Regions from separate parts of the Homo sapiens genome. Here region 1 is linked to region 2. A link is a loop called in an ENCODE intact Hi-C map of the cell type or tissue named here. Cell type or tissue: pancreas. All regions are shown on one strand. Links, peaks and the distances in the headings refer to the core of each region. The heading gives the core; the rest is flanking DNA.

Region 1 (12,509 bases), core at 2,296-10,295, 180 kb before region 2:
CTGATGCACTGAAGATGGCGGGAGGAGGTTGTCTTGTCAAAGGAAGGGACCCCAACGCACAGCTTGAGACCCCATTAGACACATCTCTTCCCAAGGCTCTCTGCTGGCCCTTCTCATGGAAGATCCCCACTCGCCTTCTTGTCCTTATAATTGGTCAGCCTGGTTCCAGCTGGTTTCAGCCTGAAGGGTGGGCACTAGCCTGGAACTTGCCTCTTCCTTACACCCAGCTAGCTCTCACATGTTCTCAAAGAGCTGGCCTCTGCACTACTGAGGTCCCTTTTCAGCATCTCAGAAGCACAGTCTTTCTGCACATCATTACAGGCTTAAGTCAAGGGGGTGGTAGGAGCAAAAAAAAAAATGAGTAACCTTGCAGAGTAGTGAGTTCCCTGTCAGGACAGGTATGTGAGCAGCAGCAAAATGATCCCTGTTAGGAGTTTTCTACACTGGGCCATTGCTTGGGAGCCTCCCTTTGAACTAGTTTTCCAGGCTGACTCCTAGACGAGTCAACACTTCTGTTCTGTGGCTCAAAATCGCACTTTCTGCAGTCCCTGGGGTAGCCTCACCGAGGCCAAAGGAGCAAACAGCTGATACGCTACATAACTTTGGAGGGGCCCTGGCTCAAGCTACTGCACGGAGGCTAATGAGCATTTAGGGCTGAATACTGTCTGCTGTCATCCCTTTTTGCTTGTATAGCAAAATAGACTGGGTAATTGATAAAGAACAGAAATGTATTCCTCATAGTTCTGGAGGCTGGGAAATCCAAGATCAAAGTGCCAGCAAATCTGGTGTCTAAGGAGGACTTGCTCTTTGCTTCTACTATGGCATCTTCTTGCAGCGTCCTCACATGGCAGAAGGACAAAAAAAAAGTGAACTCGCCCCCTCAAGCCCTTTTATAAGGGCACTTCTTACCTCCCCAAGGCCCTAGCTTGTCATATTCTTGCACTAGGAATTAAGTTTCAACATGAATTTGGGAGGGACACAAACATTCAAACCTCAGCACTATTTCCCGAAGATATCAGGTGCTAAACCTAGAACCTGTAAATGTTGCCTTTTGCAGGAAAGGGTGTTTGATAATGAGATTAGGTAAGGATTTTGAGATGAGCAGGGAGTATCCAGGTAGGCCCTAAATGCAATCATGTATATACTTAATGAGTGGGAGGCAGGGAGACCTGGCCACAGACACACAGAGAAGGCCGCATGAAGGCAGAAACAGTTTGGAGCCATGTGGCCACAAGCCAAGGAACGCCCAGAGCCACCAGGGGCTGGAAGGGGCAAGAAGGAGCCCCCCCCGAGGGCCTCCCGTGGAGTGCAGCCCTGCTGACTCCTCATTTCAACCCGGCATTACTGACTTTGGACTTGTGGCCGCCAGACTGGGAGAGAATACATTTCTGTTGTTTTATGCCACCAGGTTTGTGGAACTCTACGGGTACAGGTGGACTAAGGCCAGGTGTATGTGGATTGGTCTTTGGTGTTTCACAGACAAAACTCAGCGTCGTAGCAACCTCGGAGCCCAGGCTGCGGCTACAGAGCCACCCAGCAGGACTTGCTGCCTGAGGTCTGAGGGGCCTCCACTCTCTGCCTGAGGTCTCAGGGGCCTCCACTCTCTGCCTGAGGTCTGAGGGGCCTCCACTCTCCGCCTGAGGTCTGCGGACCTCCACTCTCTGTCTGAGGTCTGGGGGCCTCCACTCTCTGCCTGAGGTCTGGGGGCCTCCACTCTCTGTCTGAGGCCTGGGGGCCTCCACTCTCTGCCTGAGGTCTGGGGGCCTCCACTCTCTGCCTGAGGTCTGAGGGACCCTCTCCACTCTCTGCCTGAGGTCTGGGGGGCCTCCACTCTCTGCCTGAGGTCTCAGGGGCCTCCACTCTCCGCCTGAGGTCTGGGGGTCCCTCCATCAGGAATGTTGGTGGGGAGGGTGCTTCTCCTCCACCCTGCCTACACACAGCCATAAGAGAGTTTGAGTGGGGCAGGGAGAGAAAGTTTCATTCTTGCCTTGTCTCCTTCAAAATCCTTCTCACACTTCAGTTATCAAACTTGTCCTGCAGACGCCAGAACAGATACGCTCTGCAAGGCCCTGTAATGAGAAATGGCTCAGCGGGAGGGTGCCACAGGATGAAGACGATTCCATTTCCAGTCTTCCCCAGGCCAAGCCTCTGCCTTCCAGCAGCTCTGGAGGAGCAAAGATTCCTGTAGATGATGATAGATGGGTGGGCGATGATGTGACCTAAGTTCACCCCTCCAGCCGGCAAACATTTCACCCACTGTGGGACCCGCTGAAAAGCTCACTGGTTTGGGACGACCAGCTCTTGGCAGTGAGGAGGTAACGGTCTCCACAGGCCACTGGCATGAGAGGGGGCCGGCTGCCTCTGCCCACTCAAACGCCAGCACCTACTGTGCGCAGAGCCCTGAGCTGGGGTGCACACAGATGTCATCTCTGTCCTCTGTCTGATGACAATCTCGGCAGCCAGCAGGGGGTGCGGCAGATGGTGTGGTGCTTAGAGGAGCCTAGGGGGTAGGGAGGAGGGGGCGGGCAGGAGGAGGAGTCCAGTTTGACTCTCAGCAGCGCCCTCCCTGCCCTCCCCGCCTCCCCGCCCTCCCCGCCGCACCCGCTGCAGATGCAGGCCTCCCCTCCCATCCTGAGTTACCCACCCACCCACACCAGGCTCCAGAAGGGTGGGTGCCAGTGACATATTCACTGCAACTCACCAGTCCCCTGACTTTGAGTAAAGACCAATTTACACCCCAGAGAGTAGCCACTACTTACACTCCTCAGTCTGGCAAAGCCTTAAGAAGGAGCTGTGCTACCTATAGGCAGAGGATTTGGGAGAGGCGTCCTCTATGGCGCTGGTGGAAGGCCCAGGGGGGTCAGTCTTTTGGAAAAGCAATCTGGAAAATTGGAGTAACATCAGTGACTACACACACCCAGCCCATTAGGCCCATCAGTACTACACCCAGGAATCTCTCTGGTAGAAACAGCCCCACCAGCACCTAAGGAGGCAGCGGCAGGTTTCTTCACAGGCCCACACGGCTGCAGGGTTATCTGCTGTCACCAGCACTGGAGACAGAGTGAATCCCGTGAATGGGGAGATGCAGAAACGCCCCACCACCACCACCATGGAAATGAGTGCAGCCACTAAACAGGGAGTGGAGGCTAAACCAGAAGACAGAGAGGGGTTTTCAGGGCCCACTGGATGGGAAAGAAACAGGCAGAAGAATGTGTGTCATGGATAGAACACACAGAAAACGGTGAGCCCGAAACCCTACTGCTTGTACATTGCAGCCACACGTGCTTGCGTTGCTCTGCGTCTCTGCAGGATTCACTGAGCATCGAGAGGCAGAGCGATGTGTAAAGACATCGAGCTGGCGATGCAGGATTTGGAGGGGGATGGGATGGGAATGGGTGGGTTCCTGATGGGCCACACAGAGCCTGTGACCCCATGGGCGGGAACGGGACCTGGTATCCATCTGGGTGACATGGCAGGATGTATGGCTGTGGGGGCATGTCAAGGGGGTAGGGCTGTGTGGGCACCTATACGGACCCGTGGGGTGTGTGTCTGTGTGTGTGTGTGTGTGTGTGTGTGTGTGTGTGTGTGTAGGGGGATGTGTGAGGCGTTTACAGGGTGAGGTGTGTATACAGGGGTGTGTGTCAGTGTAGACAGGGGACTGTGTGAGGAGTTTATGGGGAGAGGTGTGCATAAGGGGTTGTGTGGGTGTGGACAGGCACGTGTTTTCATATGTGTGTGTTAAGGCAGGGGTGTGGGTCTGTGTGAATAGGTTTGTAGATTGTGTCTGTGTGCATGGGCCTGTGTGGACCTGGATGGATGTGTGTGGGTGTGTTTCTGTGTGGACGGGGGCGTGGGTGTGTGTGAGGGTGGGGCTGTGTGGGTGCAGGTGTGGATGGTGTGTGTTTATGTGACTGTGTGGGGGTGTGGAGGGATGGGTCTGTGGGCGTCGGTGAGTGTGGGGTGTGCGTGTGTGTTTCGGCCTTTGTCTGCCTAAAGAGATGCCAGGTGAGACCATCCCAGAATGCTGACGGGAGTCTCAGAGTGGTGCGCTTACAGACGGCCTGTTATCTCCGCATCGTGGAGGATCTGTCCAGTTCTCTGTGTTCAGCATGTATTTATATACTATAAAAAGCCATTTTTGTTGTGGAAAAAGAAGGTTGAGGTAAAGGCAGAGACACTGAGGGCCCAAAGGGGCAGCCTGGGCACCGTGAGGCATGGGCCAGGTTTACGCACGTTGGGTTCAGATGGGCTGCGCCAGCGACCTGTGCCCCACCTCGGCTTGTGGGGCTGTGGGGGGTGCCCGAGTCAAGGTGCTGTATGAACTGTGTTTTTTGCTGGTGTTGGTATGTGTTCATTCCTTTATCAGATGAAGAAATTGAGGCTCGGAGAGGCCAAGTGGAGGCTCAGGGTGGCAGAGCAGACTTGGTGGGTCTGGGCGCAGAGCCCACCCTTCCTGCCTCCTCCAGTAGGTAAGGGGGTGACCCCAGGGCCTCCATGGCTACGCTCTGACTCTCCCTCATTTTCACATCGGTGGGTCCATGGCATGTGAAACTGCTGCCCTGCTCCGCCCCCACACACCTGCACATGTGAACCTGGAGGGCCCTCCCAGTCTTTCAGGACCCCCACACCTCTTCCACATCCTTTACTCTCCTTCCACAGCTGGGCAGCCTCTTCGTACCCCAAGCTTCTGTCAGCCTCTACTAAGGGCCAGACACCCCTGACCACCTCTAAGTTATCTCTTTGGTGACTTTTCAGTGTTTCCATTCCATTTTTTTTTTCAAGAAGGGCAGCAGACATTTTAAAAAATTAATACTTGCACTTGGTACAAAACTGAAACCATGAAGTTCTGAACAGCGCAGAGAGGCAGAGGTCGTCCCACCTCTGTTTCCAGCACCCGGTTCTGCTCCAGCGAGGTTCTCTCATCCCTGCCCACAGATAACCTTGTCCGGGGGCTGCAGGAGCCAAGGAATGCTGGGTGCCTTAGAGCCACAGGACTGTATTCTCTCACGGTTCTGGAAGCCAACATCAGGCTGTGGGCAGAGCCAGGCTCTCTCTGAGGCTCTAGGGAAAGATGAGGCCCAGGCCTTTCTGCAGCCTCTGGTGGGTCCCTGGCTGTGGCAGCACTGTCCCCACCTCCGCCTCCACCTTCCCACGGCATCTCCCTGGGTGCGTGTCTGTGTCCACGTTTTCCCTTGTTATAAGAACACCAGTCATGTTGGATCAGAGCCCACCCATCTCCAGCATGACCTCATCTGAACTAATTACATCCGCAACCACCCTATTTCCAAATAACGTCACCTTCTGAGGTTCTGGGGGTTAGGACTTCAACATGTGAATTTTAGGACACAATTCAACCCATGATAGAGGCACACATCATCAACCGTCAATGCATACGTCGACACATGGTTCTTATGTTGACGTAGGTACCAATGGACATTAACCCCCCACCCTTTACTCACTTCCTGTCCTCTACTTGTCTGATTACCTCAATGGGTCCTCGGGGTGGCCGCATAACAAGTGCACCCCATTCTTTCTCCCAGCTGCATAACGCACCAGTGTGACGATGAACGCCTGTGTGCGTCACAGCTTCTGATCCACATGAAGGGTGTTTCCATTGTTTGAAATTACAAATCCTGCGCAGGGAATAAGCTGGGGCGGGGGAGGGGGGTGAATGGGGGACATCATCAGGCCCCACAAGTCCTTGTGGGGTTTTCTGAGCATCCACGAGGAGCCCAGCACGGAGTCTACAGCCAGGCTCAGGTGGAAAGTGGCTGCCAAACCTGTTGAAGCTTCTGACTTCTGCCCGCCTCCGATGTTGGGTGGGGGGCTTGTTCCCTGCCCACCTCCTGCAGCCCTCCCAAGACCCTCCTACGGAAAGGATTGCTAAGCCTGGAATTTTCCTCCAGACTTAACCAGGGATGCCTGGGCCAAACATTTCCCCAGCACCCCGAGCATGAGCATGTGCTCCCCCGCTGCAAGGAAGTCCCGTTGGGTCACGGCATCCATTCTAAGACCAACAGGGCCAAGCGTCTAGACGGGTGGGGTTCCTGTGCTGGCCGGCTGTGGTTTCCAGAAACTTCCCTCTGGCTCCTTGGGAAAAGGCTCTCTCCACCGTGGCTGCCCTAGCCCTGTGTTCCAGACTTGTTCCTCCAGCCCCAAGTCACTTCTAATCAAGGTCACCGGCAGCCTGAGACGGCTGCAGGTCCCCCGTGATTTGGGGAACTCAGAGCACAAATCTGTGCTCCATTGTGGAAACCAAAACCTACCCACCTCGAGGTGCTCTTGATATTAAAACCAGATATTCCCACACCCGGAGCCTTAAAGTGACCACAGCTTCACGTATCTTCATGGAGACCGGGAGAGGCTGGCGTCCAGCGGGCTGTGGCTGAGTGCAAGGCCAGTCTACCTCCAGTGCCTGATTTTGGCATCACACTTCTGAAAGTCATCACCAGAGCATCCATCCTCCAGGCGGTTTCCTGGGGACAGAGGTCCCGAGTTGGGTGTGCACCGTCACTGTCTCCCCCCAGCCACTGCAGCCACTCCCACGGGGCCTCATTATGTCAATTTCCACAGGAAGAAGCGGTGCTCAGGACGATGAATAGCGCTGTCTTCCTGCTGCTTCCATGGCAGAGCTGGGACCCAAACTCACAAATTTCTGCCTTTGTAATGGGCTCTGAGAAGAGAGGTTCTCCAAAGCCAGTCTACCTGCAGGTGTGCTGGGGCCTGCCACACACTATGAAATCAGCGGGGAGGGGCGGGGGACAATGGGGTCCTGGGTGAGGGGGGCAGGCGGTGTTCTCTGCCCAGTTCTTTTCATTGTTGCCTATGTTTGAAAGTTTTCAAAATCGAAAGAAAGTTAAGAGGGAAATCCTGCATTGAATGGAGGGCAAGGGAGCCCAGCTCGGTGGCCCTGGCACAGGGCAGGTGCTGGGGCCAGGCCCTGGGGTTGGGGGAGGAGCAGCCCCATGGGCACAGCGTCCCCTCCCGGGGGTGGCTTTGTTGGAGCCGCTGTCCCTGCTGAGGGGCCAGACGTTGGCGCGTCTGCCTCCCAGGCTGGCTGTGGGCAGGTGGAGGGGACCCTTCCCAGGGACTCCAGCGGCGGAGGCGGCTTCTCAGCTGGCCCCGGCGGTTCCAGGCTCCAGGGCAGTCTCCAGCCTGCAGGGAGCCAGGCTTGGGGGACGCGCACATGAGGCTGTATCCCGGGTGGGCCTTCCCTGGGAGAATGGCACCCATGACTGCCTCAGCTCCCCGGGACAATGAGTGAGCCCAGGCAGGGAGAGGGCTGAACCCCATTGCTGCAAGACCTGTGCAACCAGGAATGCCGAGGTCAACATCTTTCCCCTCCCCCTCCTTCCATCCCTCCCCTCCTCTCCATGCCTCCCCTCCGCTTCTCCCCATCCCTCCTGCACACTTCCCCTTCCCTTCCCTCTCTCCCTCCATATTCCTCCCCTTCTTCCTACCTCCTCTTTTCTCCTTCTTCTTCCTCCTCTCTCCTTCCCCCTCCATTTCTCCTCCCACTCCTTCTTCCCTTCCACCCCCTCTTCCTTCCTCCTCCCATCTCCTCCTCCTCAGGCCCAGTCCTTCCCTCTCTTTTCACTTCCTTCTCCCCCTTTCTTCTCCCTCTCCTCTCCCCTCTCCTCTCCTCTCCCCACTCCTCTCCTCTCTCCCCTCTGGTCCACCAGCCTTTGGGCGTGGTAGTTTATGAAAATTCTTCTCTTTCCAGTTTCTAAAGAGAGACTTTCACAAGGAAGGAATGGCTAGACCCCCAGAAGGCAGCCACAGTAGGTTTTGAACATTTTGATCTTTTTCAAAGCATTTGGTGTCTTTCAGTGTATGCGGAAGGCTTGTGTATGCGGTGATCTGCACTCCCCATATCCCAGCCCAGGGGTGGGCGTTCCTGCTGTTCCCCTCAACAGCGGGGTACATCAAGGTCCCTCAAGGGCAGTGACTTGCTCACACCTTAGTGGGCCAGCGGCTGAGCTGGAGTGAGGTGCCCTAGTTCCGATCCACATCTCCACAGCTGCAAGGACATTTCCTGCTGGCTGCGACGTGGGGATCAGACTAAGACAACGAGAATGTCTCGAGACTGTACTGCTCCCCAGGCCTGAGCGTGAGGGGCTAAAGGGAGAAAATAAGACACAGCCAGGTTCAACAGCCAACAGTTGCCTGGGGCCCCCTCCCTCCACACCCACCGACACTGTGTCTGGCCCCACAGACAGTGGAGATGGGCCTCGGCTTGCCCCTGCCTTCAGGGGGCATTATTGCTCATCCCTGGGCCATGCTGAGAACCTCCACTTGCACCTCCTCATCTCCTGTCCACCCTGCATATGGGTGGTGTTCAGATGACTCTTCCTAGGGTCCAGCTTTAACCCTGCCTCCCCAGCTCAACAACCTTCAGTGGCTCCCCATTGCTTTGCAAATTAAGAACCGAACCGTATTCTTCAGCTCGGCATGCAGGGGTCTTCATAACCAGACCCCAATTCATCATTTTTCCCTCCTTCCCAGCAGCTGTCTCATATAAACCCAACCCTCTAGCTTCCTAACATGCTCAGCTCTGCACCCTCTCAGCAAGCAGAGACCTATCACCCTAAATGCCAGGTTTCCCTTCATACCTGTCACAGCGTCACATGTATAAAAGTCAGATGAGACCAAGTGCTGGCGAAGATGTGAGGAAACAGAAATAGATACAGCTCTTGTGGAGGATGATTCTGAAGTGCTTCACGAAGGTGAGTCTGTATAGATCCATCGCCCCAGGATTCCCATTCTCGGGCATTCATCCCCAGAAAAACTCAGGCTCTTACAGGAAGATGGACTGGTCTGTTCATTCCAATGTTATTTGCAAAAGCGGAGAGTCAGCCTACAGATAGGAAGCAGCCTACAGATAGATCTCCCACCAGGGGAATAAGCTGCCCTGTGGCACCTGGGCTGAATGAATGACCGCAACGGTATTTCTCATTGTTCAGTCTGACAATGTGACTTCCACATTCTTCCTACTGAGAGCTGGGTCCATGTCCCTTCCCTTGAACCTTGATGAGAGCTGTGACTGCTCCAATCAATAAGTATAGCAGAGGGTTCTCTTTCTTCTCACTCTCTCTCTTTCTCTCTCCCTCGGTCTCCGGCCTCCTCCACTTGTCCTGGGAACCCGTGCTGTGAGGAGGCCCAGGTCACATAGGGAGGCCCCAAGCAAGGGTCCCTGAGTGCACAGCCAGCATCAGCTTTTGGATAAAAGATCAAATGGGCTTTGAGAAGAGTCCACCACCCCGGCCCCCGGCTTTGAGTCTTCCAGAGGAGACCCAGATTTCAGGAATTGGAGAGAAGCCATCCCTGACTTGGAGTGAGCATCAGATCCACGGCTGTTCCACACTACGAAGGTTTGGGGAAACACGTGATAGAAACGGAACCGTGGCACATGTGAGTGCTGAGCTGTGCAGAGAGCATAAAGAGGAAATGAGCACTGCTGCATTGGCCAGCATGTCATTGACTTCAAACATATACTTTCAAAATGACAAGTAGTGGAGGTGTGAAATGTCATACTGTTTCTATAAATTAAGACACAAGAGCAGGTACGTGGGGCCGCACAGGTGACGTCAGGACGGGTAAGACTGGGATGAGGGATGAAACAAGCAAGAAAATAGAAAACTTAAAATGGACATTCTCTAAAACTTCCAAAAGAAAAAAGTTGATTAAAAGGAAACCAAACATACGCCAGCGGCTGTGGTTTGCCTCCCCAGATCTATGCTCTGTGGATTCTTCCCACTCACTCATCTGGCTGCTAGCATCCAGCGAGGCACTGGGGACACCGGTGAGGAGGGCTTAGGCCCTGTCAGGCACCTCCCTGTCCAGTTGAGAAGGGCACTGGGTTCCCTGGAGGGCGTTTGCTGGAAGTTCCAAGGTGGGTCAGGATACAAGGGAGAGGATGCACGGCAGGCGCAGGAGGGGAGGGAGGCCTAGGGACTAAAGTGGACAGGGAGGTGGTGGGCTTGGTGGCGCCCTGCCTGCATGGAAGGATGGCTGTGGGTTGGGGATGTGTGTGTGTGTGTGTGTGTGCCCTCACAGGGATGGGGAGACAGGAAGGTGACAACTCATTCACTTTGAGACGTTTTGCTTTTTTTGGATGGGGGAGTCCTTCAGTCCCAGAATTCGGACGTGTCCAACAGTGATCAGAAATCTTGAACCGTGCTCCTGGGAGGGCAAGAAACCCCGACTGAAGGTGACGGCTTTGCGGGGTCAGCCTCCGAGCGCGAGGAGCACGCATCCCGACCTCCCCCTGCCCTGCCCGAGACTGTTCTTGGGCCGTGAACTGCGAGCCTCTCTGACCTGGGGCGCATCGAAATGCGCCACGCCGCGAAGGTAGCGATTCCCGCTTGCGCCTCCGCCGGCAATTCTGTCTCCAAACTGGGCGTCGCCACTCACCTGGACGCAGGACTTCGATCCTGGCCGGCTCCGCCACCAGCACCGAGCACAGAGGCAGTGGCCTGGGCGAGCACCAGTCCGGTCAGTTCGCGCGTCCTGGTCTGACCCTGCGCTTTAGCGTCAACAATCTGCCCAATTGCCCACACCTACGCCTCGCCGACCAGGCTTCGCCGCTGCAGTTGTCGCTGGAAAGTCTCTGGGACCCGGCGTGGGAGACTCAGAGTGTGGACGCGCCAGCCTCTGCCCAGCTGGCGCCCGCTCTCTCCGCAACCCCCAGACAGCGGGCGCCCAGAGGAAAAGGGTGCACGGTCCTCGCTTCGGATCCACCGCCCCTCTTCGCTCCCATCCCAGGCCCCACGCGGCAGTGTGTGGAAGCGCCCCTCTCATGCGCGCCCCCCAGAGGCAGTGGGAAGACACCCGCGAGCGTTATGCGCTCAGGGCCACCACCCGCCTGGTGGTGGCCAGCCTCTACTCCCAACAACCTGGCACCGTCAGGGACGCGTATCGTCCGCAGTTATAGGATCAGAGACACAAGACGCCTCCTCCAGGGCCACACAACCCTAGAGCGGAGGGAATTAGAACTCAGACTCAGAGGAAGCCCGCCAGGCCTGAGGGAGAAATGGAAATGCCACCAACCTGGGCAGGCGCGTGGCTGGACGGGGCAGGAGTGTCCAGGCGCCTCTCACAGACAGACCCAGGGGAGCCTGTGTGAACTGGACGGCTATCAGAAAAACACTTCTCCCCACAGACATTGTCTTTTTATCTGGCCCCTCTCTGGCCTCAGTTTCCTTATCTGTCAAAAGCGCCCTAGTGTAGACGGTGTCTGCCCCAAGGCTAGCGCTCCAAACTAATCGAATCGGGCGCTCTGTCCCAATTTCCTTGGCCCAGCCCCCTCTGGCTGGGGTACCTCTGCTCCTTGGAGTCTCTCTGACCCTGGACATCCCAGGGAGCAGGGCTTGGGAGACCTCAGCTCCTCCCTAAGATCCCAACTCTCTCCACTTTGGCTTAGTGGCCTCATCAACAACATGGAGGGAGGAGCCCCCATCTGTGGGCTGCCTCCAGGCTAAACAACCCGGGGAGTCCCTGTCATTGATTATTTTTGCCCCTCTTGGGCTAGGATGCCGGGGAAAAGGAGATGGGCTGAGCATCTTGTCCTAGAGTCCCTGGAAAAGTCCTCCCACTCGAGATCGCGGCAGCCACTGAGCACTAGAGGTCCTTCCTGGCAGCCGCCAGAAAGCGCACCCAGGACACGCTCCCAAGAGGCGCACCATTTTGTCTCTGCGAACCCAGGCCGCGAGGGCCCAGCTGGCTAGGCCTCAGCCGCTCCTGGAGCCCCACCGCCCTGCCAACCAGCCGGACTCCGGGGCATCAGTGAAGGAATTCCAGGCTTGCCGGAGCCACCTACCCTCTGGGGGAGTCTCTTCTCTCTTCTCCCGTCAGTTTTCTCCGCTGAAAAATGGGGGCGATGCTCCCTCCACCGTGCTTTTTTGGAAGAATTAAACAAAGCGGAAGCCCCAGGCCTGCGGTCACCTCCGGGAACGCGGGCGGTACTCGGGTGGAGAGGGGCCCGGGGCTGGCCCTGGGAGGATGGATGTATCTCTGCGAAATAACTCGCATCGGGTGAAGCCGGCTTAACCCGCGCGTCCGCGCAGTGACCTAATGTAGGTAAGTCTGAAGTCGACGCCGGAACGGAGACAGCTCCAGGGTGCGTTATGTTCCCGAACTTCCCGCTGCAGATATGGGAGGACCTCCCCACCCCTTTAGAGCGAAGAAACGGAGGCACAACGAGGGAAGGGGCCTGCCCCCAAGACCTTCGCCCAGGGCAGAGGCTGGGCCAAAAGCTCCCACCCCCTTCTAAGGCCCTGGCTTCCCCTGGAGCGGGCGGTGGGGGTGCTGGCGCGGTGAAGACCTGCTTGGTAACATCGAGCGGGCTGCCAGCGGAGCCCTGTGGTTGCACTTCCTTACATACTGGTACCGAGCCCGGGAACTGAAGAGTTCTACCGAACTACAGTTGGCATTGAAAGCATCTTTCCTTAAGTGCAAATATTAAGATATGCCACATTTCGCAGTCCTGTTTTGGCAGTGTTCCCATTTTT
Region 2 (16,176 bases), core at 4,191-12,190:
CTTGTTCCCACCTTCCGGCGGGAGATGCCTGCCTGTTGAGTTAAGTCCAGCTGCCTGCTGAGTCTCAACTTGGGGATCACGTCTAGACCACTTGGCTTCTCTGGTGTGGCCCATGCCAGGGCTTCCATGGTGGGCCCAGCACACCCTCTCCCAGCACCTGTGTCTGTTGGACACTGTGTGTTCTGGGGATGAGCAGAGCAGATGTCTGGTGAGGAAATTTGGCAGGCAAGTCTTAACCAGAAAACACTTCCCGTCCAGACGCCCTACCTGGGTTCACCCACACTTGTCTCGCTCTCAGAGGAAGAAAGCCTCCTCCCAGTCCCTGGCCACCTCTTTCCACCTTCCCTTTCTGTACAGCCCCTTCCCACCTCCTGGGGTCCCCACCTGTCCATTCATCCTGCCCTCTCCTCTTTCACCTGAGCTGGGACCAAGACCCCAGCACTGGGCTCTAGCTCCTGAAATTGCCTGGCTGTGCTTGGAGTTAAATGGGAAGACTGGCTGTGTTGAACATCCCTACATCCGACGAGGAGATCTGGGATACAGAAGGCAAGAAGCCTGCTGTCAATTCAGCAGCCACAGGCAGGGGACAGGAGGAAAAGGGCTTGGCTGGAGGTCAGGGGCCAGCTCTTGTCTCCCTCGCTCAAGGAATGAGCCCGAGGGATCTTGAGAGCCCTCCTTCCTGGGCCTCAGTTTTCACGTCTGAGCAATAAGGACCCGGAGTGAGAGCAGGGCTTCTCCAACCCAGGTCTAGCATGGGGCCTGCTCATGGTCCCCACGGAGCTGGGCGTGGCAGAGCCCAGGCTGGACGACAGTGCAAGATTTCAGTGTTTTTGCAGACGTGGATTTAACTCCAGAAACTTTTTCTTCACGCTCATCCAAAAGAGGACAGAACAAATGCACCAGCAGAGGTGAAAATGAACCAAAACTCAGAGGCAGCGGCTCCTCCCTGGCCACTCCCAGGCCAGCATCGGGCTCCCTCGGGGCAGTGGGTGCCCCTGGAAGGTTTGTGAGGGATCGCTCATGTGTCCTGGGGCTGTGCTGCTGGGCGGTGCCACAGCGCTGCACTGAGTCCACTGCAGTGACCTCTGACCTCCGACCTCTGACCTCCAACCCTGGGCAATGACCACCGTGCCGCGGGCACTTTGCAGGGGTGTCTCTAAGTGCTCAGCCACCTCCCAGGAGAGACTTCTTGCCTCCAGAAGCTGAGAGCATGTCAGAGCTGCCCAGGCCACACCTGCAGGGGGTGGGAGAGCTGGGGGGCTGCACCTGGCCCCCACCTCTGAAGGGCGTCTGCACCCAGCTCCTCCTGTTTTCCCTCCCCAGACCTGAATGGAGCTGCCAGAGTCACTGGACCCCCATGCGCAGAAGGGGCAGGTGCTGGGTGCTCCCCATGCCTGGGACCCCACTTGGGTGAGGAGAGAGGGAGGAGGGAGGGGACTTTTGTTTCTAAGAAGAGTGTGGTGATGTTCTTTAAAGCCGTGTCTGACCTGAAGTCAAGAGGGGGGCTGCTAAAGTGGGGTGTCTCCCCCTCCCTCGCCACCTCACTTCATCTCCACCCCATCCCCTCAAAGTCGAGGGAGGCGGTCCAGAGGCCCGGCTGCTTCACAAGCGAACTTCTCTGACCAAACCTCAAGACGTTCCCCCAAAACATGCCTCCTCTTGAGGTTCTGGAGTGGGGGCAGGAAGTCTGAGGGCATCTCTTAGGGACTCGGGGGCAAACTTGGAAGTCGGCAGGGAAGTGGCCCTTCCCTAATGCTCATGTGGCAACGCTTTCTCGCTCTTTCTCGTTCTCTCTCTCTCCCTGTCTCTCTCTGTCTCACACACACACACACACACACACACTCACACGAGTTGCCTCTTTCAGGATAATCATTTTAAGGAAAATTCCGTATAGAAGAATTTATGCTGCAATGTGCTTTGACGCCATCGGACAAGATAATTTCTGCCTCTTCCTCTCCTCCCCACCCCCAGTTAGGTCCACAAAGAGGTGCCAGGACCCCTCCCGGCAGCGCCAATGCCCCCACCAGGGAGGGGGTGGCTGGGTAGGAGCCGCAGTGAACGCCGGCTTTGTGGGGTTAATGCGATCCGTGTCTCGAACCTGCCTCCCCCTCCCGAGCGCCGAACTGGGCTCCTTCTCAGAAGGAGGCATTCGACCAAATGTTAATCCTCTCCACATGTAGAATGTTCCAGATAGCCCCGAGCTCAGGGTGCCTTTTGAACTTGTGAACAGAAATTGATTCAAGGTGACGAATTTGTAATCAGTTTATGATTGATGGGCCGCATTTCCAGAGAGGCAGCTCCATGTCCCTTCCTCCCGCCCGGGGAAGCAAATGTGTTTCACTTTATCTACCCTGTCCCGGGACCTGGAGGACCGGGAGAGAGAAAATAAAGTCAACTGCAATATTTAACTTGTATTAGAACAGATGCCAGTTAATTAAGGGATCAGTGGGAAGGAAGTGCCAAAATAGAGCTTTGGCCGCTTCTCCTCCCCGGCTGGACAGAGGGCAGATCGGATGTTAAACTATTACTGTGATTAGGTGAATAATGACTTTGGAACTAATTTCGCTGGGTTGGAAAGAGAGCAGGACTGGGTGAAAATAGAAACATCTGCTGAATATTCTAATTTCAAAGGATAATTGCAAAGTGCCCGCTCGGGTTCTTCCCCCCAATAACCCACCCTTGGTTTTTTCCTTTTTTTTTTTTAATAAAAAAAAAAATCAAAACTACCTTGAAGTGACTTTGAGTTCAGCTCTAGCAAAGTTCAGCTGTGAGGGTTCTCAGGGTGGGAAGGCTGGGAATGCCAACCAGACTCAGGATGGAGAAAAGCCAAAGAGGGGCTTAGGCCCGGCAGCTTCAAACAGTGAGGAGGGAGGGAGACGGGGTCCCAGCGGCAGGTCTGTGGGTCGCTGCTGCTCAGCGAGGGGTTGGCTGCCTGGCAGTGGGTGACGCCTGTGCCTTCCCTGGGTCAGGATGCCTCTGAGAATCTGATGGAAACTGACCCCACCCCTTACGATGACAGAGCGCGCACCCAGCCTAAAAACCTCTCTGGCAGGTTCACAGACCCCTGAAGTGGCGCCCTTTGCAGCCCCCTGCCCTGCCTTTGGCCGGCCCTCCCTTCCATTTCTGGGCAGCAGCACACTGGTGAAGCTACACCCGGGGACACGAGAACCCTGGACATGTATCGCTTGCCACTGTCTGGTGTAAACCCTCTCCTCAGGGCCGAGGCTCAGCTGCCCGCGTGAGGCCATCCCTGCGTGAGGGGGACCCACTCAGCTCGTGCCGGCTGGTCTGCACTGATGCCCACACACAGTGGTGCCGGGCCTTCGTACCTGCTGTTCCCCGTGCCTGGACCTTCCTTGCCTGAGAGACATCTGCTGGTTCTTCGAGGGTCAGTGCCCTGGTCCCAGGCTGTGTTGGGGCCTCCTGAGTCATAGAATCCTCTGCTGGGCTGGGGGCTCCTCAGGCCAGAGCTTTGCTGCCTTTATCTTGCCGCACAACTGCCTGGAGGGAGACCTCCCCTTTGGGCAGCTCAATGAATTTCCAAGCCATCTGCACCTCTGACACTCTTCCCTCCTCTTCTTTCTCCGTCTATTCATCCAGCAGCCCTCTTCTGAGTGCCCACTCTGTGCTAGACACTCTGCCTGGACTCTGTGCCAGGCCCCAGGGATCCTGGTGCTAGGGCAGACCCACCTCTGGCCTCACGGATGAAAAGGTGCCCTCACTGGGGGTCAGCAGGAAGGGGCCCTGCTGGGCCTGATCTAGAAGGGGGCGGCTGAGAAATGAACATTCCTGGGCTCTGATCCAGGGCTGGGGGTCACAAAGCCTGCCAAGGGGAAGTGGGTTCAGGGGGAGCCAGACACCAGTGTGGGAGTATGCTATGGGCAGCCCAGAGCATGTGCCAAGGCCCTGAGGTGAGCTTGGATCCGCCTTGAAACCAGACCCCTATGGAGCACGGGGTGGGGATGCAGGCTGGGTGCAAGGACCCCAGGGGGCAGGCATGCAGGCCACCTCAGCCTCTTTCCACGTGTCTGAGAACCGGGGACCCACATGGGGTGTGAATGGCGTTTCCAGTCCCCCCTGGCAGGGGAGCTGCTGGTGTGGCTGGAGGGTGGCGGTCAGATCTGCGTCCTCAGAGCAGGGCAGTAGCCCTGAGCCAGGAGGGACAGGCAGGGGCACCGGAAGAAGGGGGAATGTGGAGAGTGACAGAGGAGGATTAACCAATGGCCACAACCCTCCTGACCAGAGTGGAAACTGAGTCCAGGGCCACTGATCCCCCATCCGCCTCAGCAGGCCTGCAGCCAAGGCCGCGCTCCCCTGCCCTCCTCTGCCTCCTGGTCTTTCCACCATCCTGCCCCCCGACATGCGCCTCAGCCCAGCCTCTCCCTCACCCCGATCCCGCACACGCTGTCCCTGAGCGCTGCCTGGTACATGGCCAGTCGGGGCATCTAAGAAGAGGCGTCTGAGATGCTCCCCAGGCACTAGTCTGAGGAGACCAATGTGGGTGCCCTTCTCGCACCCAGCAATGCTTTCAGGCTGGAAGAGACAGAAGGGTCCCTGCAGGCTTGTTTCTGCTTCCAGAAGACCAGCAAGTATGGAATATCCAGGGGCCTGACTCCAAACTGGCCCCAAAGGGGAGACAGGGGCAGGAAACGCCATCTCCACCCTCTGGAGCAGAGGCTGTCTGAGGAGGAGCCAGTCTGTGGGGTGCAGAGAGGCCAGTGTGGACAGATGGACCCGGGAAGGATCCAGACACGCACAGGGATGTGGCTCCGTGTCCCGGGCCTGTCACTAACTTGCTGCATGGCCCTGGACAAGCCACTTCATCTCCCTGGGTCCCCAGAGCAGTGTCCAGTGCATCTCTAAGGCCCTTCCAGCCATGGGATGGAGGTACCTTGAAGGCAGTCGGGCCTGAGAGTGGAGAGGTGGGGTGGGGAGCAGCTGGTCCTGCTCCGTGGCAAGTGCCTCACAGAGGCCAGGGCAGTGGTGGGGACCCAGGAGCAGGAGAAGCAGGAAGGACTGGAACAAATTGCCAACCTCTCCTACCCGCTGTGTACAAGGCCAAGGTCCTCGAGCACTGCTTTCTTTTCCTTTTCTCTTTCTTTTTTCTTTTTTTGAGATGGAGTTTTGTTCCTGTTGCCCAGGCTAGAGTGCCATGGCATGTGATCTCAGCTCACTGCATCCTCTGCCTCCTAGGTTCAAGCGATTCTCCTAAGAGCACTGCTTTCTTACTTGCAAAACTTTTGTTTTTGTACAAGAGAACAGGTGCTGCCACTTAGGAAAGCATAAAGTTGCCCTATGACCCAGCAATTCCGCTCTGAGCATGCACCCAAGCAAAGTTAAAACAACTTCCATACCAAAACTTGTACTTGAATGTTCATAACAACATCCATAATAGCCAAGAAGTGAAATGTCCCAAATGTCCATCATCCAGTGAATGGATACATAAATTGTTGTCTGTGCAGACAGGAAGACTATTTGACCCCAAGAGGAGGGCAGCACTGATGCCTGCTCCAGCACGGGCGCAGCTCACGACATCATGGAAAGGGAAAGGGGCCGTCACAAAAGACCACATGCTATATGGGTCCATGTATATGATAGGAACAGAACAGGGGGTCTGCAGGACAGAAAGTAGATGAGCGGTTGCTTCAGACTGGGGCAGGGGAGGGTGGGGAGGTGATAGCTCAGGGGTGGGGGGTTCCTTTCGAGGTGATGAAAATGTTCTAAAATGGACTGCAGTGATGGTGGCGGGTATTTGTGAATATAGTGGTGTTATCCTTATTCATGGGGGATGCATTCCAAGACCCCCAGTGGAAGCTTTGAATGGCACTGAAGCCTACGTACACTGTGATTTCAATCTGGTAACTGAGGTGGCTACTAGATGATGGCTGGGCAAAGTAGCATGTACAGCATGGAGATGCTGGACAAAGGGAGGATGTCCTGGGCAGAACAGAATGGGGTTTCATCACATGGCACGGAATGGCATGCAACTTAAGACACGTGAATTGTTTATTTTGGGAATTTTCCATTTAATATTTTAGGACTAAGGTTGACCACGGGTAAGTGAAACCTCAGAAAGCAAAACTGTGGGTAAGGGGGACTGCTGTATACTAAAGCCATTGACTTGTGTACTTCAAAGAGGACACTGCTATCCGTTCCACTTTCCAGCTGGAGAGGCTGAGGCCCAGAGAGGTGACAGTGACTTGCTGAAAGCCCCACAGCTGGGAAGGGGCAGAGCCAAACTCCTGCTCAATGCCAAGGACATGGGGCTGGTTGGGGAGCGAGCTTCTGGGCCAGGGAGGTGCATGGGCTGAGGGGTGGGCAGGCCTCATGGAAGGGCAGACCGGGGTCCCTCCTGGTGGCCTCCTGCAAAGCCTCCCACTCCAGGCCCAGGACCTGCGGCTGCTGCAGATGCTCCAGCCAGTGAGAGCCATCGTCCACAGACCTGAGTGTCTCCTACAACTGTCTTGTTCCTCCCCATGGCCCAGAGACCAGCACAGAGCCTGGCCCAGCACCGATGGTGACCACATCCTGGGAGAGTGAAGGAGGAAGTGGCAGTGTGGGGAAGCAGAGTGTCCATTGGATCTGTCATCCTAATGGGGACGCTGTTAACACATAGGCTGGGGCAGCTGCAGGCCACCAGTCCTGCCCTGAGAGCATGGGGATGTGTGGTCATCCTGGGACAGGAAGGAGCACTTGGCCAGGAGTGCAAGGGAGGGGACTTGCCTGGAACAGTCCAAGAGGACTTCCTGGTGGAGGAGGTACTTGACCTGGGCTCCCTGGGGAAGCAGATCTGGGGATGTTGGAGTCATCCACCCGATAAGAGGGAATAGGGAGAAGGCCTGTGACTTCGGGGAGGCCAGTTAACCCCTGCTACCTCCATTGGAGGGCAGTGTCAGGAGGAACCCAAGCTTGTGGTTCTGCCTTAGGAGGAAGCCACAGAGCCTGAGATGCACAGGACGAAACACAAGTGCTCCCCCGCCTGCCCTGCCCGCCCCAGGGCTGCAGCTGATTAAGTGGACCATTGATTTTTTAAAATTGGATTTTAAGTGTTTAGAAAAAAATATCTCCTTTCCTTCATTTTGAAAGTGTTTGCATTAAGAGTGGAGAAGAGGACTGGGTAAGAGGCCCGGGCTGCCAGGGACCAGCGACAGGGCCAGGGTGTCTGCAAAGAAAGGAGACTTTCCTGAGTGTGCAGGTGCGGGTGTATGTATGTGTCAATGTGTGCATGTGCACAGGTATAGGTCTGTGTGCAAATGTATGTGTGTACCTGTGCGTATGAGTGTATAAGTGAATGTGTGCATGGTCTGTGCTATGTGCATACACACATGCCTGTACACGTGGTGTGTGGTGTGTGGAGGGGAAGAAAGCTGAACACATGCACCCTCCTTCCTCTGGGAGTGGCCGTCCTTGATGTCTCCGTAACTCTTGTACTCTTTGCACACAGGCGGCAGCAACTCTTCACACGTGAGCACAGCCCTTAGCAGAGGTGGAGACTCCTGCATTTGGCATCTCACGAGGCAGACTAAGTGGATGTTATTTGCCTTCACCAATTTTTGGAGAAGAGAAACCACAGCCAGGCAGGAGCAAATCACCTTCCCGGTGTCCCACGGAGGCAGGTGAAAGGCCGGGGGGAGCCATGGGACCACAGATGCCTGTGCTGCCCCCACCCAGGGAAAACCTTCCCTTGGCCCTGGACCACTTCACAACCAGAGGCCAATGCCACTCTCAGGAAGGGGCTTCTCACCCCTTTCCTGCCTGCAGCCTTCCTGGGCTGTGGCTCCTCCACCCAGCCTCAGGGCCCTTTTGCAGTTGGCCCTTGAAACCTGACCAGGTGTGACCCGCCTCCACTGCCCTCTCCCTTCCAGGGTCCTGGGGCTGTTCCTGCAGCTCAGAGGGCAGATTCCCGGGCCAGGAGGGGCCCTGGAGGACCGGCATCCATAGGAGCTGTTGGCAAGTGCTCTGTGATGTTGCCGGCTATGCTCGGGTCCTTGTCCGGGTAGCCTTGGCTCAGGGTCCCCACGGGCAGCCCAGGTCTGCTCTCTTGTTTACGGGGCATCCCCATCCCCTGGCCACTCCCTTTTCATGTGACAACACTGCCAACTTCAAACCTGGCTCCTGGCCTGGCCCACCCTGTTCCGTGTCCTGGGGAGGGGAGCCCTCATCTCAGGGGAGCCCTCTGTGGCAGTTCACGCTGTCAGTTCCTACTTCTGCTGGGAAACGCTCTCCTCCCTCCCTTTCCCAAAGCACCACCTTGTCCTGGTCCCCCACTCCCCGGCTGCTCCTCCTCACTCTCCCTTCCTCCACCTGCTCTCCCTGCTCCTCCCACTCTTCCTGCTCACCTGGGGCCAACTCACCTTCTCTCCAGACTTCACCTCCCTCCTGAATTCTGCCAGCTCCAGCTGCCTCCAGGGCTCTTCCACCCGGGAGTCCCACTGGCCCCTCAAATTCATCGAGGCTGAGACAGCCTGCCTCACCCCTTTGCCGGCACTCCAAACTTCCTGCATGGTGTCACCAGCCCCGCGTGTCCCCTTCCACATCCCCCGAGGGCACCTGACACTCCCATCTGGGCCCCGGGTCCTACTTCTCCTTCAGTAGCTCCTGTCCCCACTACAAGATGGGGGATAAGAAGAATCTAGAAAGACCAGTCAACAGCATTGGCAGAACTGAAAAGTCTGAAAACAGAAATGAAGGACTTGATCAATGGACTCACCAGTTCTCACAGTGGGGCAGAGCAGGAAATGATAATGGAGTGGGCGCTGGGGGTAGAAAATATTGAGGCAATAACAACATAAATGGACTAAGAATAAAAGAAAATAGTGAGGCTAAAATGAGGAGAGCAAAAAGAATGGAAAACACAGAGCAGAGAAAAAAATAATAAAAGCATGGGGCAGGATGTGAGGGCGAAACATACACGGACTGTGGTCTCAGAAGAGAAGAGGGGACAGAAACAGGATTTGAAGAAATCATGGCGGGGAATTTCCCAAAATGGAAGAAAACATATCAAGCTACCAATTCAAGAACCATAAAAAACCTTAAGAAGGACACGAAGAAAGCCACACATTAGCAGTGGAGCTGCTGATAACAAAAGACAGAGAAAACGTTAAATGCAGACACATTCCATTCCAGAAGGAAGGCATATCAGCCGGTCGTGATGTCACGCCTATAGTCCTAGCACTTTGGGAGGCCAAGGCGGGCGGATCATGAGGTCAGGAGTTCAAGACCAGCCTGGCCAACATGGTAAAACCCAGTCTCTACTAAAAATACAAAGTTTAGCCAGGCGTGGTGGCATGTGCCTACAATCCCAGCTACTTGGGAGGCTAAGGCAGGAGAATTGCTTGAACCCAGGAGGTGCAAGTTGCCATGAGCCAAGATCATGCCATTGTACTCCAGCCTGGGCGACAGAGCGAGACTCGTCTCAAACAAACCAACAAACAAGCAAACAAGCAAACAAACAGAAGGCATATCACACGGGCAACAAAAGGGGCCACCAAAAGACGGCAGTTGACTTCAACAAAAACAAGGTCTTCTTTAAAGTGATGAAGAAAAAGCCCCTTGTGAGCTCAGAATTCTATACCCAGCAAAAGATCTTCACAAATGAAGCAACATGAAGACATTTCCTAGTGAACCAGGTTGGAGAGACTCAGCTGTGAGTTGACCTGCAGAAAAAACAAAAAAGAAAAAACAAACGAACAAACAAAAAACAATAAAGAGAGGCTTCAGACAGAAGGGAGATAACGTCAGTTAGAAACAAAGAAAAAAAAGCATTGAGTGAAAGCAACAGAGAGGGCAAATGTGCAGGTGGATCTAAGTCAACATGGATTGCACAGACAATGGTTACTTTTAAAATACATGCCAAATTCAGATGAATAACAATAACACAAAAGGCTGGAAAAGGTTAAATGGAGTTGGCACATTCTGAAATCCTAGCATACTGGGAATGGGTGAAAGCACTTGTTTGTATTTGACTTTGATAAACCAAGAACGATACCAATCATAAGATAACCAGTGAGTTAAATAACTAATACGTGGGAGGCGGGGAAATTGACCTAAAGTAATGACTCTAGAAGAAGGCAATAAACAAGTTGGGGGGAAAGGAACAAAACAGGTTGGACAGTTAGAAAACAAATGTGAAGGTGGTAGACATAAGTAGCTCAATAATTACATTAAATGTGAATTGATTAATACTCAAAAGACAGGGATCAGCAGACCATATTCAAACACAGACACCGCCTGAAGAGACACACTTTTGGGCTGGGTTTGGTGGCTCACACCTGTAATCCCAGCACTTTGGGAGGCCAAGGCAGGCGGATCATGAGGTCAGGAGTTCAAGACCAGCCTGGCCAACATGGTGAAACCTCGTCTCTACTAAAAACACAAAAATTAGCCGGGCGTGGTGGCATGCCTGTAATCCCAGCTACTTAGGGGACTGAGGCAGGAGAATTGCTTGAACCCAGGAGGCGAAGATTGCAATGAGCTGAGATCATGCCATTGCACTCCAGCCTGGGTAATAGAGCGAGACTCTGTCTCAAAAAAAAAAAAAAAAAAAAGAAAAAAAGACACGCTTTTGTTACCAGATGGAAGTTCTGGACTATGAGTTGTCCAGGTTCTCGGTGTGTTGAACAAAGAATTGAATAAAACGCACAAATAAAGCAACAAGAGAACAAAGCAACAAAAGACAAAGCAACAAAAGAAAGAGTAATGAAAGCGCAGATTTACTGAAGAAGTGAAAGTACAATTCACAGAGTGGAAACGGGCTCGAGCAAGTGGCTCAAGGGCCTCTTCTACTGCGATGGTCCCCAGGGTTTTTATAAAGCCAAAAGAATTTGGCAACACCCCTAGGTGCCCCTTAGAGGCTTCGAACTGGTTATACCCTATGAAGGACTGGCTTGTTACCAATCAGAGGTTGAAGTGGAGACTTGGCCTGTGGTCCATCAGAGACTGCTGGCAACTTCTGTCTTGTTATTGCAGGAGTGAGGATGTGGCCTGGGTGCCGCCTAGTCCTGTCTAGAACCGGCTGCCCCTACAATTCTCTGGCTTACGTGAACCAGCTGCACCTGCTATTCCTTTCCTTATGCCCCAGCCCTTGGCTACCCCAATTCCCTATTCTCCTGCCTCACTTTAAATATAAGGATCCAGAAAACGTTAGAGTATAGAAAAAGATACATCACACAAACACTAGCCCCTAAAGCTGGCGCGGTTATACTAGTATCAGACAGATACCTTTGGGGCTTTAAGGTTTGGTAGCATACCTCAGTGCACAGCGATTGCCAGGCCGCTCCACCCAGGATACAGGGCGATTTGTGCACTTCACAGTGCGGCTTCAAAACATAAAGAGCAAGAATTCACAGAACTGAGAGGAGCCACAGCCCAGCCTCAACCGTAGGGGGTGTCTGGGCACAGCTCTGTCAAAATCCGATGCAATGAGCAGAGGACACTTTACCAGGACAGGAAGGGGCTGAGCAGCTGCTTCATAAACCCGACCCTACTGATGCGGGCGCAGTGCTGCACCCATCGCAGACCTCGTGATCTTCACATGGATGCGGGCGCAGTGCTGCACCCATCGCAGACCTGGTGATCTTCACGTGGATGCGGGAGCAGTGCTGCACCCATCGCAGACCTCGTGATCTTCACATGGATGCGGGAGCAGTGCTGCACCCATCGCAGACCTCGTGCTCTTCACATGGATGCGGGAGCAGTGCTGCACCCATCGCAGACCTCGTGCTCTTCACATGGATGCGGGCGCAGTGCTGCACCCATTGCAGACCTCGTGTTCCTCAGGGGCACATGGAGCTTTCCTAAAGCTTCCAATCTGTCCTCTACACCAAGGCAGGGCTTGTTCCAAAACGGACCCCCACCTGGTCCTTTTCTGCTGACAGCCCTGAGTTCCAGGGCCATCCTCCCTGCCTGGGCCAGATGCTGTGGCAGAGCTGTGAGCTCCAGGCCCTGCAGCAGGGCATCGGAAGCCTCCCGTGTCAATACAGTCACACGGTCACTAAATGCCAGGTGAGTACATCCCTGCTCTTCAAGGTCCTGCCATGCCTGAGTTTGGAGAAAGACCCAAAAGTCACATGTTGGCCCAAAGCCCTGCCTGATCCAACCCCAGTTTCCTGCGACCCAACTTCAACCCCCCAAGAGCACCTGCAGCCACACGGCCGTGGCATGTCCCAGAACATGCAGCACCACCCACCCCAGGGCCTTTGCTGCTTCTGCCTGCAACACGTGGTCCCAGGTGGCTCCCTGGGCGACCAGAAGTCCTTGCTCAGCTTGCACCCTGCCTGCTCCTTCAGCCCTGCAGCCTGGCCCACAAGCTCCCAACTCCTCTGCTGGGCTCCTGCCATCATCCCCTCCCTTCCTGTCATATCTACAGCGGCTGCAGTTTTCATAAATCCCTTGTCCTGTGATAGGAGGCAAGCTCCACGCAGGCAGAACCTACTGCCCTGTTCTCGAGAGCGTCCTTGTGCCCGGCACACGCTCAGCGCCCAGCAGGGGTGCAACAGCGCTTACTGAATGCATGGAAGGCGAGACCAGAAAGAGCACTGGGAGCTGTTGAGCTCCAGACACGGGGGCCAGCAGCCCCTCCCCTCACAGTGCGTATTGACCCCAAAGTCTTCCTGCTTCCTACTCTTTTTTTCAATCAGGCCTGAGAACATTGACATCTAGGCTCATTCTCCCTCTCTCTCTCAATGTCTGTCTCTCTGTCTGTGTCACCTGACCCTGAACACAAACACTGACACCTAGAACACGGAGTTGCAGACTTGGCCTCTTCCAACCACTTAATTTTGCAGATGTGGGCACCCCGGCCCACCCAATTCAAGAAGGGAACCTGTTTGCCTGGTGTCCCCAGGTGTCCTGCCTTCTGGTTCTGTGACCCATCGTACCCCCAGACTCCACCTGTGCAGCCAGCAGGCCCGGGGCAGGAGAGCACTGGTGCCCTCAGTGCAAAGGGACGGGTCAGGCACGCGTGCTCCAGTGTTCCAAACGGGGACAGAGACTGTGGGCCCCAGGGTCCTGTGTGGCTATGAGGCCTTTGCTGGTGACTCAGGAAGATCACAGGTGGGCAGGATAGGGGTCAGGAGAATGACCCCTATGGAAGGTCTGATTCATAAAGCAAGCTACAGCTGCCAGGCAGAGAGAAAGTGGGCTGGGCCATGCCTGTCAGAGGAAGAGTACCATCTTGCTCCCCATTCAGGTGAGATCAGACAATTATTTGGGGCAGGGAGAGAGCAGGAGGCGGCTCATCCCTGCTGGTGCCTCCTCGGACCCCATGCCCAGCACTCCATAGTTTACATTCCCTCCAGATGCCAGCCCTATAGGGAGAGATTATCATCTCCATTTTACAGAGAAGGAAACTGAGGCTCACAGTGTTTAAGGGTTAAATCTGTGGTTGCACAGCTGTTCAAGATGGATCCAGAGCCCATGAGCTGAGGGTGCACAGGGCATCCCACGGTCAGCCCCCACCTCTCCAGCCAGGCCCTCCCTCCACCCCAAATGCACGCACTTGCTCCCTGCACCTGGCAAGCCTCTGTCCGGCCTTCGCCGATGCTCTTTCTTCCTTCCCTGTCTACTCGGTTCTCTACCCTCAGCCATCCTTTAAGATTCGGATCTCTCCAGGATGCCTCCCTGGCCTGCTGAGGATGGGTCGGGGCCTCTCATACCCCTCCATGCTTTCCTCCACCTCGGGGTTGCCAGCAGGGGTGCCACGCCAGATTCCTCTGTCTGTCCCCTACAGGTGACGAACACCTCCTTGGGAGCAGGAGCCTGTCTCGTCATCCTGCCTCCAGCGCTGGCCCCTGGCCCAGCACATAGCGGGTCCTCAGCGAATGTTTTGGAATGAACTAGTCTTTTAAAATTAAATTTCTTTCAACGACTCATGAGCTCAATGAATCCAGCCCTCTGCTGCCTCCTCCATTCTCTGCACACACGTGCACAGCAAGCCCCGCCTTTGATTGCGAGCTCTTCCTTGGAAGAAAGCAACAGGAGCTCTCTCCTTACCAATGTCACTGGTTGGGTTTGGTCTTGCCATTGTTCTGGGGATGAGCCGGGTGCCTGCACCCTCCACCTAGTCTCAGACTGCCTTCCGGGAGTCTCCACAGAGAACCAGAGCACGGGCCTGTGCACTCCAGGGGCACAGCTGGGAGAGGGACTTGCCCGGCGCCACCCAGCTGGTGGTAAAGGGAGCAGGAATGGACCCTGGGTTCCGCCCCCGGCCCAGTGCCTCAAAGATAAACAGCACCCTCCCCGTGAGGCCACACAGCACACGAACATTCATGCAATCGTTGGAATGGGAAAGTGAACACAATTTCTTCATTAATAATCTCTTCCTAAGGGGATTTTCCATTGTTAATCTTTTTTTTAATTAGAGAAATTATAGAATGTGTTGAAAGTAGGGCCTGGGAAGATGTCACCAGAAGGGAAGGATGACGGTCGCGCATCTCCCGTAAGCTCCACTGCGCGAGGCGTGGACGAATCCTGGGCTCGGCGCCGGCCGTCCCGCCTGGGGTACAGGGCGCCACGCAGTGGCCTTGCGGGGAGCTGCAGGCCAGGCCTCCGGGGAAGGGACGGGAAAGAACCAAATACCCATTGACAGCAGTGTCCGGGAGGACCTGGGCGATACAGGAGCGACGCCCAGAACAGCTCCCGCAGAAACCCCTGCCTCTTCCTCTGCAATTCTTTCTCGCTGCTGCCCTTCCCCGTGCCTCCGTGTGAGTGTGTTGTGCAGAGAGACACTCTACAATCCAGAGGCGGGAGAGACACAGCGCACTGGTGGGCGGGACGGCTGGAGATGGCCTGTGTCTCCCCACACTGCTGGCGGGTCATCCTCCCTGCCCCACACATCCCAGGAAAGACAGCACAGTGGGAGGAGGTGGACTCTGTCGTTTCCCCCACCCCAGTCAAAAGCGGATGTGGCCCTGGGCCCCCAGCATCACCTCTCTGATCCTGTTTCCTCAGTAAAATGGGTGCAAGAATCTCTGCTACGTCGGGAGCCACAGAAGAAGCGGGACGTGGGCATAATTGAATTACTGCACCAGAATCTTTTGTTTTTTGAGACAGAGTCTCGCTCTGTCGTCCAGGCTGGAGTGCAGTGGCACGATCTTGGCTCACTGCAACCTCCGCCTCCTGGGTTCAAGCAATTCTCCTGTCTCAGCCTCCCGAGTAGCTGGAACTACAGGTGCCCCCAACCATGCCTGGCTAATTTTTGTATTTTTAGTAGAGATGGGATTTCACCATATTGGTCAGGCTGGTCTCGAGCTCGTGACCTCAGGTGATCCACCCGCCTCAGCTTCTCAAAATGCTGAGATTACAGGTGTGAGCCACCACGCCCAGCAAGCACCAGAATCTTTTATATCAATTTCTCTTGTGACAAATACTCAAATTATTGCAAATGGTTGTTTTCAAAATCAGTGCCCTGTATCTTGACTGTGGCAGTGGCCATTTGAAGCTACACATGTGAAAAAAATTGCACAAGATTAAGCAGACACACCACACACACCAAACCACACACACCACACACACTACACACACACATCCCCACACACACCACACACACCACACACACACTACCCACACACCCACACACACCACATACAAACCACACACACTACACACACACACCACACACACTACACCCACCACACACAATATACACACACACCCACACACACCACACACACACCACACACACACACCACACACACACACTACACACACCACACACATACCACACACACGCTACACATACCACACACACACCACACACACACCACACACTACACACACCACACACATACCCCACACACACACACCACACACCACACACACACCACACACACTATACACACCACACACATACCACACACACACTACACACACCACACACATACCACACACACACTACACACACCACACACACTACACACACCACACACACACCACACACTACACACACCACATACACACATACCCTCCACACACACACCACACACACACACACCACACACACACGCACACACACTGCCATGCAAAACCGAGAATTGGAATAGGGTGATGGACTGTCTCCTAGCATGTTGATTTCCTGGTTGGCCTCCTCCTAGCTATGCAAGATGTTACCATAGGGAGAGCTGGGTGAAGGGTACATAAGATCTCTCTGAATCATTTGTTACCACTGCATGTGAATCA

Evidence for each region. Peaks named below come from ENCODE experiments on the same cell type or tissue, not always from the same donor. Only the 100,000 strongest peaks of a DNase experiment are listed, where the experiment ranks them.
Region 1: a loop joins it to region 2, with 2.0 times the contacts of the local background. A loop is called at or near these places in 15 of 110 quality-filtered maps.

Annotation. Positions count from the first base shown.
Region 1 is chr4:8,872,400-8,884,908 of GRCh38, reverse strand. No RefSeq gene overlaps it. Among named protein-coding and RNA genes, the nearest start is that of HMX1, 6.8 kb to the right of the region's middle. In pancreas, for the core only: no CTCF peak of the experiment used is centred there; a DNase peak (open chromatin) is centred at 7,068; H3K27me3 peaks cover 890 bases.
Region 2 is chr4:8,686,694-8,702,869 of GRCh38, reverse strand. No RefSeq gene overlaps it. Among named protein-coding and RNA genes, the nearest start is that of CPZ, 100 kb to the right of the region's middle. RefSeq lists enhancers at 611-1,579, 7,454-8,110, 12,332-12,833. In pancreas, for the core only: no CTCF peak of the experiment used is centred there; no DNase peak of the experiment used is centred there.